Regions from separate parts of the Homo sapiens genome. Here region 2 is linked to region 1. A link is a loop called in an ENCODE intact Hi-C map of the cell type or tissue named here. Cell type or tissue: IMR-90. All regions are shown on one strand.

Region 1 (8,000 bases):
AAATAAGGCAGTTTACATTTTAACAACTTTTTTTTTTTGCAATGACACTTGGAAAATTCAGTTAACATATCAGCAAACGTTTTGCAATGTGTTATTATTTTGTGGTATTAGAAGATGCTAGCTAACTTTCCCCCAAAGTCTTATTGCTGGTTAAAATCCCTTCTTTTGCTTCTCAGGGGGCAAATATGGCCAAACAGATTGGAGCAGCTACTTATATCGAATGCTCAGCTTTACAGTCGGAAAATAGCGTCAGAGACATTTTTCACGTTGCCACCTTGGCATGTGTAAATAAGACAAATAAAAACGTTAAGCGGAACAAATCACAGAGAGCCACAAAGCGGATTTCACACATGCCTAGCAGACCAGAACTCTCGGCAGTTGCTACGGACTTACGAAAGGACAAAGCGAAGAGCTGCACTGTGATGTGAATCTTTCATTATCTTTAATGAAGACAAAGGAATCTAGTGTAAAAAACAACAGCAAACAAAAAGGTGAAGTCTAAATGAAGTGCACAGCCAAAGTCATGTATACCAGAGGCTTAGGAGGCGTTTGAGAGGATACTCATCTTTTTGGAATCCTGACCTTAGGTTCGGCATGTAGACCAAGTGATGAGAAGTGAATACATGGAAGAGTTTTTAAGTGTGACTTGAAAAATATGCCAAAAAATGAGAGATACAAATGAGCTAGAGGAAGATGAGGGGGGATGCGAGTACCTCCAAGAAGAAAAATCACACTCTGAATGGTGCTTGCATTTTTGGGTTTTTTTTTTTTGTTATAATCTATTCATGGATCTCCACTTTGATTTAATTTTTAAATGTTTTAATCTCCTTTACAAAAAGTATACGTTAATATACCGTCCTCAAGGGGGAACTGGCACTGTGACCTTAGCATTTAGTTTTCTAGAGGATGTGATCTAATTTCTTTCTAGCTCATCATTAAAAAGGAAATTGTATCAGGACCCATGGGATATATCCAGAGGCAAACTTTATGAGGCTTTGAAATCTTGCCTTCCTGAAGATAGCTGAGTAGGATGGTTCTAAGGAAAGCCTTTGCAATCTTGCAAGATTTGTAGACCAGCACTACAAAGATCGCATAGATCAAATAGGAAAAAAAATGTCGATTTTTATTCAGTCTGATGGTTCTGTTCTTCATTGTGATTGTCATTAAAAAGTGGTAAATTGCTCAATGTAATATTTTTGTGCGCTGTTTAGAAGTTGTGTGATTTTTTGCCATCGTTGATAAAAATGCAAAGTCAAATAAAAGGTGTCTTGGTTTGATGTCATAGAATGATCCAAGGAGAGAAAAAAGGTAGTTACTGTTTTCACCAGAAAAGGTAATGAGTGAAGGAAAGAATAGTAGCAGAAAGCACAGTTTGTGAGTAAAGCTGTCTGGAATTAAGTTACCAAAAATACAAAGCAAAAGGACTATTATTTTGGGTTGAAGCTCCAAAACTGACAGCATCTGATAATCTGTTGGTTTATTTCACTTTTCATTAAATGAACATTGATGAGAGAAGATGCCACTTACCCAAGCTTTAGAGAATCCCTAGTGGAAGATTATATGATAAACTTTCAGTCCTGACATAACACTAGGGCATTTCTAGAGTGTCATTGCTAAAACCTCACTGAACAGATGCAGCCAAGGTCTGTGTTCAGCACTTGGTCTCTGTTGTTACGTAAAATAATAAGCATTTAAAATAGTTTACAGATATTTTTGACCAGTTCCTTTTAGAGATTCTTTCAGAGAAGAAACCAGATCTGACCTGTTTATTGTTGGCGCTTGTTGAAAACGAGCTTTCTTTCCCATGATAGTGCTTCGTTTTTGAAGTGTTGAAGCTGTGCTCCCCTTAAATCGTGGCAGGAGAGATTAAGGTAATTACAACACTCAGTTCTATGTCTTACAAGCACTTTGTCTTGTCTCTGCAAGAAAATTCGATTCCAGTCATTTCCCATAAAATACAGACATTTTACCAACATAATATGCTTTGATTGATGCAGCATTATGCTTTGGGCAGTATTACAAAATAGCTGGCGAGTGCTTTCTGTATTTAAATATTGTAAAAAGAAAATAAGTTATAACTGTTATAAAGCAGAACTTTTGTTGCATTTTTTAAACTGTTGAAGTCACTGTGTATGTTTGTTTGGTCAATGTTTCCGCAGTATTTATTAAAACATACTTTTTTTTTCTTCAAATAAAAAAGTAACCATGTCTTTGTCTAAATGTGATCTGTCTTTTATTATCTACTTCCTGATTTAGCTGTTTAGCTTTGTTCTTTAACATAGGTGATTACAGAATCTGGCCTAACGTTTTCTGAACTAGAAGGCTTTGGAATTTTTTGATTCTTCATAGTAGTAACAGATAAACCTGCATATATAAAAGTTTTCATGATGCTTTCAAATCACAAGAAAAAAATGGGGCATAATTAGATTAAGTGATTTGATCATATACAAAAAAGAGCTATGATACTGCCTAAGATTAACTTGTAGAAAAGATGGAAATCCTTCAAGTCTTTAAGAATGAAGCAATATGATGCAGTCTCAAGTCACAGGTTTAATACTAATATAAGCCTAGTTTGCCTCTCTGCCCTGTGGGGTCCTAAGCCTTGGTCCTTAACCCATGCCACCTCGCAAGGCATGCCCTTGTTCACAGCAGTTGTGGGGATGACCCAGAACACAGCTTTTGCAGCAATTCGTGGAAGGATAAATAACACAGCACAACATAATACAAGTTACCCCACTGATCTGGGAGATGTACAGTAAGCATGGAACAGCTTAAAAGAGAGGACTATCTCCCCATAAATCCAGTTGATTCTCAGTCTTCAGCTAAAATACTTACATATAAGTTTTACATAAGTGTCCAAAGATACTCTGTGGGATTTTAAAACAGTGCTTCTTTTTACACAGCTAAGTCACTTCATATAAAAAAATGCATCCTTGTGGCTTCTTTTTTTCTGAGTGGCTTTGGGAATCTTGGAGGTATAGTTATTTGCTTGGAAATAATTCTCAGAAGCCCAAAGCAAAGGGGGAAGCAGAGAATCCAGCATGAGTGAACAAATTAAAGCACACTGACATTATGAAATGGCCTTATAAACAATTTTAAGCACAGAGATTTACTGAAAATGTCTGTAACTCATTCTCGTCATCAAATAGTAAAGGAAATAAAAGTACTTTCCAAATCCTTCGTGTTGAGTAACTTCGGAGCATAATGTCTAAGTCAGGCTTGCAAGAAACTCATTTCTCAACAATCACTGGCACAGAAAAATAAAAAAATAAATAAAAAGCTGAGGTTTTGCTGACCTTGGCAGTATTTTATATGCTGTACAGTAATGTTCCTCTCTGGTCAATTGTTCTTTCCTAGCAGCTTTAATTTGTTGAAGCAAAAGAAAAACGTTTGTCTTCAGCCTTGGGCATGGATGCCTTCGTTTTCTCTGACTTCTTGCCTTAGCAAACATTTCTTCTAAGCATTCTGTGAACATTCCTTTCTATTGATTAATGATCATGGTTAATGCCTTTTTAAATACTAAAAGGTGGTTTTCAAACTCTGAGTAAGACTTACACTGTGTCTCTCTCATTTTAATCTTTTACAGGAATAGTTTCTTAGAAGATTCTAGTCTTGCAGGGAGTCTGTCTTGAGTACAAACTTAGAAATAACTCAGGGAGTTATTTTTATTAGAAAGAATTTTTTTAAATGACCTCATCTTCTAACTCTCCTGAAACTCTTAAAGCTGCTTATCCTTTTTCTACTGGGTTATTTTGACACCAGCATTCTGTTTTAACCTCAAAGTTTTTATTTTTATCATTTTTCTATTCACCAAATATTTATTGAGTGCCTACTACATGCCTGTCACTTTTCTGAGTTTGGCTCATAATCATGAATTAAATACAGTCTCTCACATGGGGAATTTATAATGTAGTAGTGGGAGACAGTCACTACCAAACTATAGTACACCAGAACTGGTTGTCATTTCCATTGACATAAACTGAATCAAAGAAAGTGAGTAGGCACTAAATATTCCAATACATAGCCAGGCACATTAATGCAATAGCCGCATATGTTACACCACATACGGAAGATGATCAATTGCTAGTGAGAGGACGCTCCCTTCGTTCTTTATGTCTCCCAGAGGCAGTTGGTAACTTATTTACAACTTTAGGTTCCTCTCAGCTCTGGGAACATAGTTCTTGCCTCTTACCACTTGTTCATATACTTGGCTACATAAATTCCCTTTCTGTTTTCTCCTTTCCTGAACATAATCTCCATGAATATGACTCTTTCTACAAAACTACAGCATATAAATAAATAGACTCAAGCAACATAAAGTATTGTGGTGGGCTGCATAATGACTCCCCAAGCATGTCCACCTCCTAATCCCAGAAACTGTGAATGTTTCCTTGTATAGCAAAAAGGACTTTGCAGTTGTGATCAAATTAAAGATCTTGTGATGGAAAGATTATTCTGGATTATCCAGAGAGGGCCCATGTAGTCACAGACCTTTATAACAATTATGTAGGAGGAATCAGAGTCAGACAGTGGCAATGTGATGACAGAGATGACAGAGGGTCAGGCAGAAGGATGGAGAGAGATTTGAAGATGCTATGCTGCTGGATTTTTTTTTTTTTGGCAGAGTCTCACTCTCTGTCACTCAGGCTGGAGTGCAGTAATATGATCATAGCTCACTGCAGCCTTGAACTCCTGAGCTCAAGTGACCCTCCTGCCTCAGCCTTCTGAACAGCTGAGACTACAGGTCTATGTTACCATACCTGGCTAATTTTTAATTTTTTTTTTTTTTTTTTTTGGTGGAGATGGAGTCTTGCTATGTTATCCAGGCTAGTCTCAAACTCCTGGTCTCCACCTCTCAAAGTGCTGGGATTACAGGTATGAGCCACCATGCCTGGCTTATGCTGCTGTCTTTGAAGACAGAAAAAGGGGGCCATGAGCCAAAGGATACAGTTGGCCTCTGGAAGCTGGAACGGTCAAGGAAAGGAATTCTCCCCCAGGGCCTCCAGAAGAGTTGCAGCCCTGTGGACCTACTTTAGATTTCTGACCTCAAGAACTGTAAGATTATTAATTTATATTGTTTTAATCCACTACATTTGTGATAATTTGTTACAGGAACAATAGGAAACTAATACAGGTACACTAACAAAACTATTTTCTTCCTTCACCCCTTGCTTTTGGCTTCTTTAGATGATGAGGCAATGGTTTTTACTCATGGAGCTGCTACCACAGACCCTGGGCACTCCCTTCACACATGGCCTCCCTGCCGCACCTGAGTAGATCAGAAATCACTCTCTTTTCACTTAGTGCCCTCAAAGCTCCTGGACAATCACCTCATCCTGTTGGCCTTTTATGAGAACATTCATAGTAAATATTCCCTCTAATATCTGCCTCCTGAGCACCTTTGAGATAGATGATAATTATGGTCCTGGTCCTGCAAGGCATAGAATATTGGAGGGAAAAAGAGTCAGTGTTCTGGGATAAAATAAATCTGTGAAAGTTTTCATCCAATATTTACTATGGGCATGACTGTGATAATTACTGTGTGGAATTTGGAGAAGTCAAAGACCTAGCTCCAGATTCAGCTAAGGTAGATGACGTTTACCCTGGCCTTGCATAAATGTTTCAAGTATATTGAGGTGGTGACTGATCATGGGGAGAATGGACAATCAGAGGAAAAAATATATATTGTGGGCTAAAGCAGTTTTAGATGTTTTCTTAGAAGTGTAGACATTTTATAGAAAAAAGAGATATCAAAATTAACTATTCAGGAGTTTCTTAACCTCTTGTTTTTAAAAGTTGGTTTCCTTTAAAAAACTTAATGACAGCTATAAACCCTTTGTTCCTTAAAAATGCAAAAATACATATGACTCAGATAGCCATAACATTTTACACACAATTTCAGGAAGTTCACAGACTTCCCTTGATATTCATTCATGAACCTATAGTACCCAGATCAAATATTTCTGTGTCAAACTTCTCTATTTTACAAAGAAGAATATGGAAGTTTAGTTACATTCAGGGACTTGCCCAGGGTGGCTAAGCTAATGGCAGAGACTAAAAACAGGCCTTCAGATTCTCAATCTCTGTTCTCCCTGACCCTGGCCAACGAGGAGGCTATTGCTTGCAGAGGCCCAATCAAATGTGTATTTGCCATTTGATGGGATTAGAATGTGTGGTTTCCTCCAAATCCAGATATGGTACTGCTGGCAAGTGCAGTGGAGTTTTTCTGAGAGTAGAAAATAATACAATGGAAATAGTTGTTTGGGTGATGCCTTTTGCTTTTGCAGACCCAGTCATTTACTTAGTCAACAAATACTCTCTGAGTATTTTCTATGTCTCAGATGCTGTGTTCTGTGCTGGGCATACAGAGAGATGAATTAGACCCTGTCCTTGTTCTATAGATGCCTGTCTAGGGTGAGAAAGACAAATACAAATAAAATCACAATTCAGAGTGATAAGAAATGTTGGGGGAGTATAAATAGACAGTCCTCTCCTCCGTCATTATTGTTGTTGCTCTTCTCTGCTCATGTCCTAAATATCAAAGACTGATTCTTAGAAGGATTAAAGAACAAATAAGATGAGATCAGATTGCACTTAGTTGATTTTTTTCCCTCTGTAATTCTATGGAGGATAATTAATAGTCCAATTCTGCTGATGAAAAAAATGTGTTTCTTTATCCTCCAAATGCAAGCTCGCATTCTGCCTGGGATTCAAAGGGAGAAGGTTCAGGTGTTCTCCTAATGCCATGTGCAGAAGCAGGCGGGTATTACTTTTCACAATCAGTAATAAAAGGAGTAACATGTTTTCTCAATAAAGACATCAAGCCTATAGTGTGAGCGTGTATTGGTGAGGAAGGAAGGAGATACACACACACACACACACATATGTATGTATCTATATGATAGGACCAATTAACCTCAAGAGCATAATAGCAGTAACACCTGCTATTCTAAGGAACAGAATCCTAAGGAACAGAGCTGTCCAAAGGAACAGAATTCAGAAATTCAAATCAAAATAATCAATTCAGTAATGAGGGACAATGTGAATGACATCTTTCTTCATGTTTCATACCCAGCCATTTTTCTATGGAAGGCTTTCCTAGTGCTCACCCCAGGATCTGTTAAACCCACTTCAGGCAGTAGCTAGTCATCCTTTTTGCAGCTTTAGATAGAAGTTGGTGGGAAATCCCTTTAATGCTGACTTAATTATAGATAAATGGGTACCTGGAAAAAAAGGAATAGGTTGCTTAGACTCTTAAAGAGACATTTAGATTTGTTGAAGTCAGTCTTCCAGCTGCATAGGTCTGGATGTCGTTGACAAACAAAGTCCTAAAATGAAGCTGTCAGCCAAGAGAAATCAAAATCTGTCAGTTGTTCCTTTCATATCATGGCCACTTCTGTCATTCTCTGAGGCCCTTCCAAAGTGGGAAGAAAATAGCTTTCTGGCTAGAATGTTGCAACACCTTCCTTGCCATCTCTTGACATCACTCGAGAGAAAAATTGGGTTGCATTTCCAGTTCCCTAATGAGACAAAACAGATTGAGGAAAGGCAGAGGAATTATGTCAGTTTGGGAAAGACACAGGCAGAACAGTAAATGATAAGTTTTTTTGTTGTTGTTTTGTTTTTGTTTGCTTGTTTGTTTGTTTTGATGGAGTCTCACTCTATTGCCAAGCTGGAGTGCAGTGGCGCAATCTCAGCTCACTGCAACCTCCGCCTCCCGGGTTCAAGTGATCCTCCTGCCTCAGCCTCCCAAATAGCTGGGACTACAGGTGCCCGCCACCATGCCCAGCTAATTTTTTGTATTTTTAGTAGAGATGGGGTTTCACTATGTTGGCTAGGATGGTCTTGATCTCTTGACGTTGTTATCTGCCTGCCTGGGCCTCCCAAAGTATTGGGATTACAGGTGTGAGCCATTACACCTGGCCATAAGTCGTAAGTTTTTAAACAGTAGACCCTAGATGGTTCTAGTTTTTGTATGTGTTATTCCCTTAAGTGCTGCC
Region 2 (8,000 bases), 720 kb after region 1:
CTGAGGTGCAGCCCCACTGAGTGTCTTCAGGACATTGGAATAAACCACACCTTAGAACTGTCCCACCTGCGGGACAAGGAAGCCACTGTTTGTCACTGATTGGGATTGCATTCAGGGGCATCAACTCCCTGATGCCAACAATCTCACCCTGTATGCCCACTGAGCATGCCTCCATAGCCAGAAAAGGCTATCTGGTAGAGTTGCCAAGCTTGCAGCAAGAAGCAACAGGTCCATAGGACAGTAGGAAAACCTTCAGTATCTCCACACCCACTTCTATGCCTTTGTTTTTGCGCTTATTTCTACTTGCAATTCCCTCTTTTCCATCTTTTAAAAAGGCTACTCAAGCCAGGCACAGTGGCTCATGCCTATAATCCCAGCACTTTGGGAGGCCAAGGCGGGCGGATCACCTGAGGTCAGGAGTTCAAGACCAGCCTGGCCAATATGGTGAAACCCCATCTCTACTAAAAATATAACAATTAGCTGGGCGTGGTGGTAGATGCCCATAATCCCAGCTACTCGAGAGGCTGAGGCAGGAGAATTGCTTGAACCTGGGAGGCGGAGGTTGCAGTGAGCTAAGAGCGCCACTGCACTCCAGCCTGGGCAACAAAATGAGACTCCATTCCAAAAAAAAAAAAAAAAGCTTACATAGACATTCTCCCCTCTCTATGAAGACTTTTCTTATCACCCTACAGTGTGGTCTTTTTCATGTTGGAAGTTCTGTGGCTCTTTTTGTATCACACGTTGTAGTCTTTCTTGGATTATGTTTACTTATATGTTGATTTCAACAACTGACTCTTGAGATGAGGGGTCCTCACTTCCCTTTGTTTTCCAGAGCCAAACACAGTACTTTGCCCATAGTAAGTGCTCAATAAATACTTGTTAAACTGTGTTTCACACTGAAAATGATTAAACATAAAATGTACTTATCTTCTCCACTATGCAAGTTTTATACTTTCACCTCCTGGGAAATGTTTGCTGGGACATCTCTTCACCTTCTTTAATAAATTTTGATCTTACATCACATTTAAATGCCTTGGAGTTCCAAAAGACAAATATATCCTCGTGTAATTTAATGGCAATCAGCAGGCTACCTTTTTTCTTATTAATATACAGAAAGCTGGTGGTCACAGCAGGTAACTGATGAGACTAATCTGTCAATGTTCTAATAATTCTCTGCCTGATTGCACCCAGCCCAAGAGCCTGAATAATCACAGAAGCGGCAAGTGATTTGATCAGGACTAGAATAGACCATCGATCATCCTCAAGTGAACTGGGTGTTTGTATAGGATGGGGTTAGCATGATATCTCAAGGAAGCCCTTCAGGCAGAAATCAATGTTGAGAATTCAAAGTGTTATAGGAGAGGCCACAGGAAGCTTCTATGAGATGCAATCCTAGGAGTACTTGGTGTAGCAGAAAGAGAATTGAAGCAATGAGTTATCACACTGTTAATTGGGATGCTAGCCAAAAGCATTCAAAAAGATTTGAGGATTTTAGTGGATGACTCAGCCCTTTGGTTGATTTGGCCTCCATGGTTCTCTTTAGTTTTCTAAATAGTTTGAACTACTTCTAACTCGATGTTAACAAGACAAAAAAGGAAAATCATGTTTCTATTGTGGTGTCAAGAAATAAACAGGTGGCAAGACCTTAGCAGTGATTAAAAGGTACTTCATATTTTTGACAATGAAATGAAAATGCTGCATACATACTAAAACTTTATATTTGATAGTACTCTTATATAAATAGCATTTACACAATTAGGTAGTTCTACTTTGTGGGTGGATATCCCCAAAATTTGGTATACATGCCTCCCCTACTCCAGGCCTTGCCTTCACTCTTTGATTCTTTGGAGTCAATATTGCTCTTAGTTTTAAAAGTTTTAGTAGTCAAGATTCTCCTCTTTCCTATATATTTTGCTGACTGGCTTCTGATATTTAGGGAAGGAGCAGCAAAATAGAAGAAAGGCAAAGGGGCAGAGGAATGTTTATATTTGATTCATGCTGTTGTGTTTATCTAGCGTCAGAGCTTTTAAAATGTGGTAGGTGTTGAAAACCAACTCTCTCCTATGAATTTCACTTATGGTTTCTTTGTAGAACCCGGTTTCTGATGTTCTGTATTTTTGCTGAAGACAAATGATATGTTTGAAAACTATTAAGCCTATAAATGTAAATTTCCCAATCATGTTTGATAGCACAAAATATTATATTAAGGAAAATGTTTTTAGCCAAGTAATGTATATCCCATACAGAATGTTCTTTTTGAGACTAAAGTTTTCCACCTAGTTAGGCAAAGGCAGGTCACCTAGGGCCCCGAACACCAGGGTGAGGAGTCTGCATTTTATTCCAAGAGAGAAGGAAGGATTTGGATGATTTCCAGCCATGGGCCTCATAACCCAATTTACACTTTTAAAAGCTCCCTGTTGGCTGTTAGGTGGGGGACAGGATAATAGAAGGACAAAATGGCAGATAGAAATGTAGTCTTCATAAAAGATGATAGCTATTTGGACATGGTTGCTGCCACCGAGGGACTGGGAATGAATCCCTGCAGGTCCAAAGCTAGAGACATTGTCAGGTCACGAAGTGCATCTCTCACTAAAATCGGTAGGAGTGGGTCCTCACTCAGGCATGTTTCCTGGTTTTCTCTCATCTTCCCTGTTCTGTGCCTTCACAGGGCACATTCTCGCCCATCTCCACACTCTAACCCCTACTCCCTCCCTAGTTGGGATCACCTTGGTCTCCCTTCTGTCTTCAGCAGTCCTAATGTTGGCTACTCAGAAGACAAAAACTTTGGGTATAAAGTCTGCAAACACTGTGCACATAAAATGCCAAGCATCCTTCAACCCAGGAGAAGTAGCCTATAGCTTTAGTGGTGGTTACTACTATTTGGTACCAGCCCCGGGGTTGAAATCATAGGTCCTCTAACTTATTAACTGTGATGTTGAGCAAATTACTAAAATTCTCTGTGCTTCAATTTTCTCCCATGTGAAATAGGAATACTGGTAGTACTTATCTCACACAATTTTTACAAAGATTAAATGGGTTAACGTTTACAAAGTGCTTAGAACTGTACTTAACACATAATAAATGTTACTTGAATGATTGCTGTGGTCGTCATTAGCTACCATTTAGAGCTGTGTGAGGAACAGATAAATAACGCCTGTAAAGCACGTATCATGGGGGGCACACACATAAACAGTAAGCACCCAATTAATGCTAAGCTATTATTACTTTGCTCAAATATGACACACGTGTCAGAAATGACCCGCTGTTTATTTCTTTTTTTTTTTTATTTTTGCCTCTCTTGCTGTTTCTGATTTCTTTTTCAGCCCCTGTGAGGTCACATATGTCTGTGCCCGTGTCTGTGATGAGTATATTTAACCTCAGGGTCAAGACAGAAGATATTGGAAGAGAAGGAGAAGCCACTGGCTCATTTCCCAGTTTTTCCATTTTTATTGAAAAAATAAAAGTATTTCCTGTAAGAACTAGGTACCATATTTTTGAGACTCCAGCTGAGCTTGAATAGTTCATTAATTTTGGCACTCTTACGTGAAATGAAAGCAGTTTTGGAAAGTATGCCTTTATCTGGGTTAATTAGTAAACGAGAACATTGGGACTTTAACACATTTTTTTTTTTTTGCTTCAGCAATTCTTGTAATTGTTTTGCTTAGGTTCATGCTGTATATAAACACATAAAGACAGCTTTATGTATCCATCCTGTGATAAAAGACAACTGGAATATTCATGGTGTTCAAGGGACATTTTGGGGAGGGGAAAGTATAAGGACTGTATTACAGAGAAATTTGAAAGAAACAGAAAAGATGGAGGTTGGGGAAAAAAGATGAAGCTGTCTGAATAAGAAAGGATGTCTTAAAGAATGAACAACAGCAAAAGGAAGCACCATTAACAGCCTGTTCCATTTTGATGTCTGACTACACATATCCCAGCTTCGTTTTTATCATCTTAATGTTTATATCGTTACTGACATCCCTGACTTCTGTAACTTCTGAATGCCTCTTAAGGAATCTCTCCAATTATTTGAGTTTTTTGCAGATATTTAAAAGTATTTGGCTTCAAGGTTATGTTACATGACAGCAAACAAATGCTTAGTCATGCCATGAGTAGTATAAATGCCGGTGCTGCCTGCAGCATACATCAGTTCCAAGCTGATTATTTTTCCCTTCTTGTTTCCACCAATTTGTTACGAGACAACTGTCACTCGATGCCCAGATTGAATGGTATATCATACCCTCTCTTTGGCTCTAGAAAAATTACAGAACCCATTTTCCTGCTGACATCCTCATAGGTTTAATATTTCAGTTTAAACTTCAGGGTAATGTGTAGATGCATTCTTGTAAGTTGTCTAGTGCTGGCTGTGCAGAAGCATGAGATGGACAAGAGGAAGGTTGGAAAGTACCTTAAAAAGACAGACTTTTATAAAACTATATAACGTAATTTAGTCAAAAGTATTTTCCTTACTTCAGGTAATTAATTATCTAGGCTGTCTGGCTAGATGGGGAATTAACAAGCATTTAGCCATGAAATGTGGATCAGATACTTCACATAATTATTTTATCCATTCTTTCTTATAACATTGTAAAGTAAGTATCATTATCCTTTTACAGATAGGAAAACTGAGGTTAAGAGAAGTGAAATAAATAGCCCAAGGGCATGCTGTATGTTAGCGTACTTATAAAATTTATGAAATTGATATTCATGGCAGATGAGTCTAAATCATCTGAGATTATTTTTTGTACCCTTCTTCCTATATGCATGTGATGATCACCAGAGCTAGTCCTGGCCCCAAGCGGCAGGGAGACGGAACATATGTTTTTTAATTAGTATTACTCAGGCCCCTAGAATGTATCACAGAGAAAATGACATCACAGATGCTCCAGTGTGTCATACACTCTGGTTATTTAAGGGTGTGTAATAGAATCCTACTCCAACAGGAATTTGGATGCATATGGCAAAACAATTCCCAGAATTCCTTGTCAGTTCAGTTCAGGATGGAAGAATTCTCCCGCAGGACCCTGGCAATAGGCGTTCTGCCCTGTCTGAGGAATCCTCGAGGATCCTGAAATGGGCTGCCCTTGATCCAGTGTGTCACCATGTCTCCCTAACTCTAACCACCCCAGGAGGTAAAAGAGCTTTCTCCTCTCTATTACACACACACACACACACACACACACATCCTTTCCTTAAACTCTTTTGTGGTTATCACAGTGACTGGTGGGCTCTTCTGGCATTCCCAACCAGAGATGTTAAATGTCCTACAACATGTGGGGCTATCTGCATAAATACAAAGTGCCCCTCCCCAATAACAATGAATCCATGAAGAATTTTCCACCATCCCTTCTTTTTTTCACTTACTTTCAATACTCCCTCTCACAGCAGTTTATTCCATCAGGTTCCCTGTGGGAGAAGAGAGGAAGTAGATTAACATATCACCCCTAAAAGACAACCTCCTGTTCTGGGTTGTGATCTCTTCTGACCCAGGTTCTCCTAGTTTCTTGGCTCGCTGGAAATTCTGTTTTTCAGTCAACCTGCTGAATACTCTTTATTGGCAGCTACTCAGAAGGCCACTGCTTGAAAATTTCAGCCCTTGGGGTTGATTTTTGCTGCCAAAAACAGCAGTTGTTGAAGTCTGCTACATATGACTGGGTCATCCATAAGGGTATTTTTTTTCAATATGAAAAACATTTGTTCTGCCAAAGTCATGCCTACCCCCGGCATGGGGGTTGACAGGATTCCATTTGCTTCTAGCAGGGGAAGAACTGACCTCTATAAATTACATTCTTGAATAATGGCTTTGCCCAGAGAAATCTGGCATTACCCCAGGTCTTTCTCCAGATTCATAAACGCTAAATGAGGTGAAGATTTTGACCTGAGCACCTGGGTGGATGTTATGCTCCTTATTAAGATGTGAAAAACCGCCTGGAAAAAAAATTGTCTAGAGAGAGGAACATCAGGGTTTCAGCTTTGGCCTTGTTAAGTTTGAGATGCCTCTTAGACATCTAAATGGATTTGTCCATATGACAGTTGACGATAGGAGTTAAGATTTTAAGGAGTGGCCAGGGTTAGAGATGTACATTTGGGACAGATAAATAGTTCTAAGTCCTCAGCCTGGTAAAATAACTGCTGTGGTTTGAATGGGTTCCCTTCAAAATTCGTGTTGAAACTCAGTTCCCACTGTGGTGGTATTAAGTGGTGGCACCTTTTGGGAAGTGATTAAGTTGGGAGGACTCTGCCCTCATAATTGAATTAGCGCTTTTTAAAAGGGCTGGGAAGAACCAGCTTAGGCCCTTTTGCCATTTGTCCTTTCATCATATGAGGGCACAACCTTTATCACCTCCAGTGGATGCAGCAATAAGGCACCGTCTTGGAAGCAGGGAATGGGGTCCTTGCCAGACACCAAACCTGACAGCATCTTTATCTTGGACTTCCCAACCTCCAAAACTGTTGAAAATAAATTTCCATTCTTTGTAAATGCCCTAGTCTCAGGTATTTTGTGATAGCAGCGAAATGGATTAAGATAATAAAGAGAAAGAGAGTATAAATTTAGGAAAAAATCATCTTGGATTGGATAGCTCTAACATTTAGAATTGCTCAATATAAAATCATCACTAGGTTCTGAGTCTGGTGAATGGTACTAACAGGCAGATTGTCTAGTTATGATGCTGACACTAATGGTTGGAGTATCAATTTAACTAATCCTATGTTTTTCCCCAACCATAAAATAAAGAGTGAGATATACATGGTTACCTTAAGGTGGTAAGATTATAGATGATTTTTAATTTCTTTCTTGTCCTTTTTTATATTGTTCTAATTCTCTACAATGGACACATGACAATGTTATGAAAAAAATACAGTAAACATTTTAAATAGTAATACCCTATATATTGTTTACAGTGCATCTCAACCATCATAAGAGCATGCACGCCCCATCACATTATGATGTGAACACACACTGTAAAGGTGAACATCTTTTTTGTGATATTCAATGAATTATGTCTACAGGCATTTAAGTGGTTCTAAAAGTCTAGAATAATGATGCTTTGGTAAAAATCATAAGGCCAAGATGTCAGTGTGGCACAGTGTGGCATTTTGGACATAATAGAAGCATATTTATTGAATAAACAAAAGGTCACAGTTAAAAGTCACCCTATAAGAGCCTATTAGTTAGCTTGAGAAGTGGTTTACAAGGATGTTCCTTATGTTTCTGTATACTTTCCAACTCTCCAAATGTGTAAGGAGAGCAAAAATGCAATCAGGGAATTAATTCTTGGCCACAACTCACATTCCAAAGGAAAGAATAACAACAACAAAATACCCAAGCAAAACCATCAAACCACATCCTGGTAAAAACCTTTAATGTGCTGCTAGGGCATCATCTGGTCCCCATCATTACCAGCTGTGACTTGCACACCCGGGAAAGGCCAGACTTCAGCAATAGGAACTAAAATCAAAGGCCCATGATATAGCTTTGAAGTTGAATGTGTTTAGCAGCATTTTTAAGTAAGGTGATGACTAGAGAATTAGAAGAAGTGATGGACAGGGCCAGTATAAGACAAAGTTGCTAGGCAATATTTATAAAAATACGAGGAATCTTTGCAAATCAAGATAGGATAGTAACTTCCAGGTCTATCACAATTAATCTTCCGTTTTTACATTCAGTCAATGTGAATTAGAAGTCTACTTTGAGCAGAGTTACATATGTGTGCTTGGATAGATGAGACAATAAGACTGAAGCACTTTACATAAAATGGAGGAGAATGCTGGGCACGGTGGCTCATGCCTATAATCCCAACACCTTTGGGAAGCTGAGGCAGAAAGATCACTTGAGCCCAGGAGTTCAAGACCAGCTTGGCAACATAGTACGACCTCATCTTTACAAAAAAAAACAAAAAACAAAAATGTTTAAGTAGCTGAGTATGGTGGCGTGTGCCTGTAATGCCAGCTACTCAGGAGACTGAGGTGGGAGGATTGCTGGAGCCTGGGAAGTG

What was found. Peaks named below come from ENCODE experiments on the same cell type or tissue, not always from the same donor. Only the 100,000 strongest peaks of a DNase experiment are listed, where the experiment ranks them.
Region 2: a loop joins it to region 1, with 4 times the contacts of the local background. A loop is called at or near these places in 2 of 110 quality-filtered maps.

What each region holds. Positions count from the first base shown.
Region 1 is chr2:150,462,415-150,470,414 of GRCh38, reverse strand. RND3 (Rho family GTPase 3) reads left to right here. Exons shown (of 6, transcript NM_005168.5): 6 at 177-2,220. The coding sequence ends at 428. Among named protein-coding and RNA genes, the nearest start is that of RND3, 21 kb to the left of the region's middle. In IMR-90, no CTCF peak of the experiment used is centred here; DNase peaks (open chromatin) are centred at 3,354 and 4,184; H3K27ac peaks cover 995 bases.
Region 2 is chr2:149,741,127-149,749,126 of GRCh38, reverse strand. It overlaps MMADHC-DT (MMADHC divergent transcript), which reads right to left. Exons shown (of 3, transcript NR_110240.1): 2 at 5,368-5,409. LOC105373680 (a long non-coding RNA gene) reads left to right here. Exons shown (of 2, transcript XR_923464.3): 2 at 3,324-3,479. Among named protein-coding and RNA genes, the nearest start is that of LINC01931, 110 kb to the left of the region's middle. In IMR-90, a CTCF peak has its summit at 4,793; DNase peaks (open chromatin) are centred at 4,096, 4,886 and 7,356; H3K4me3 peaks cover 155 bases; H3K27ac peaks cover 3,678 bases.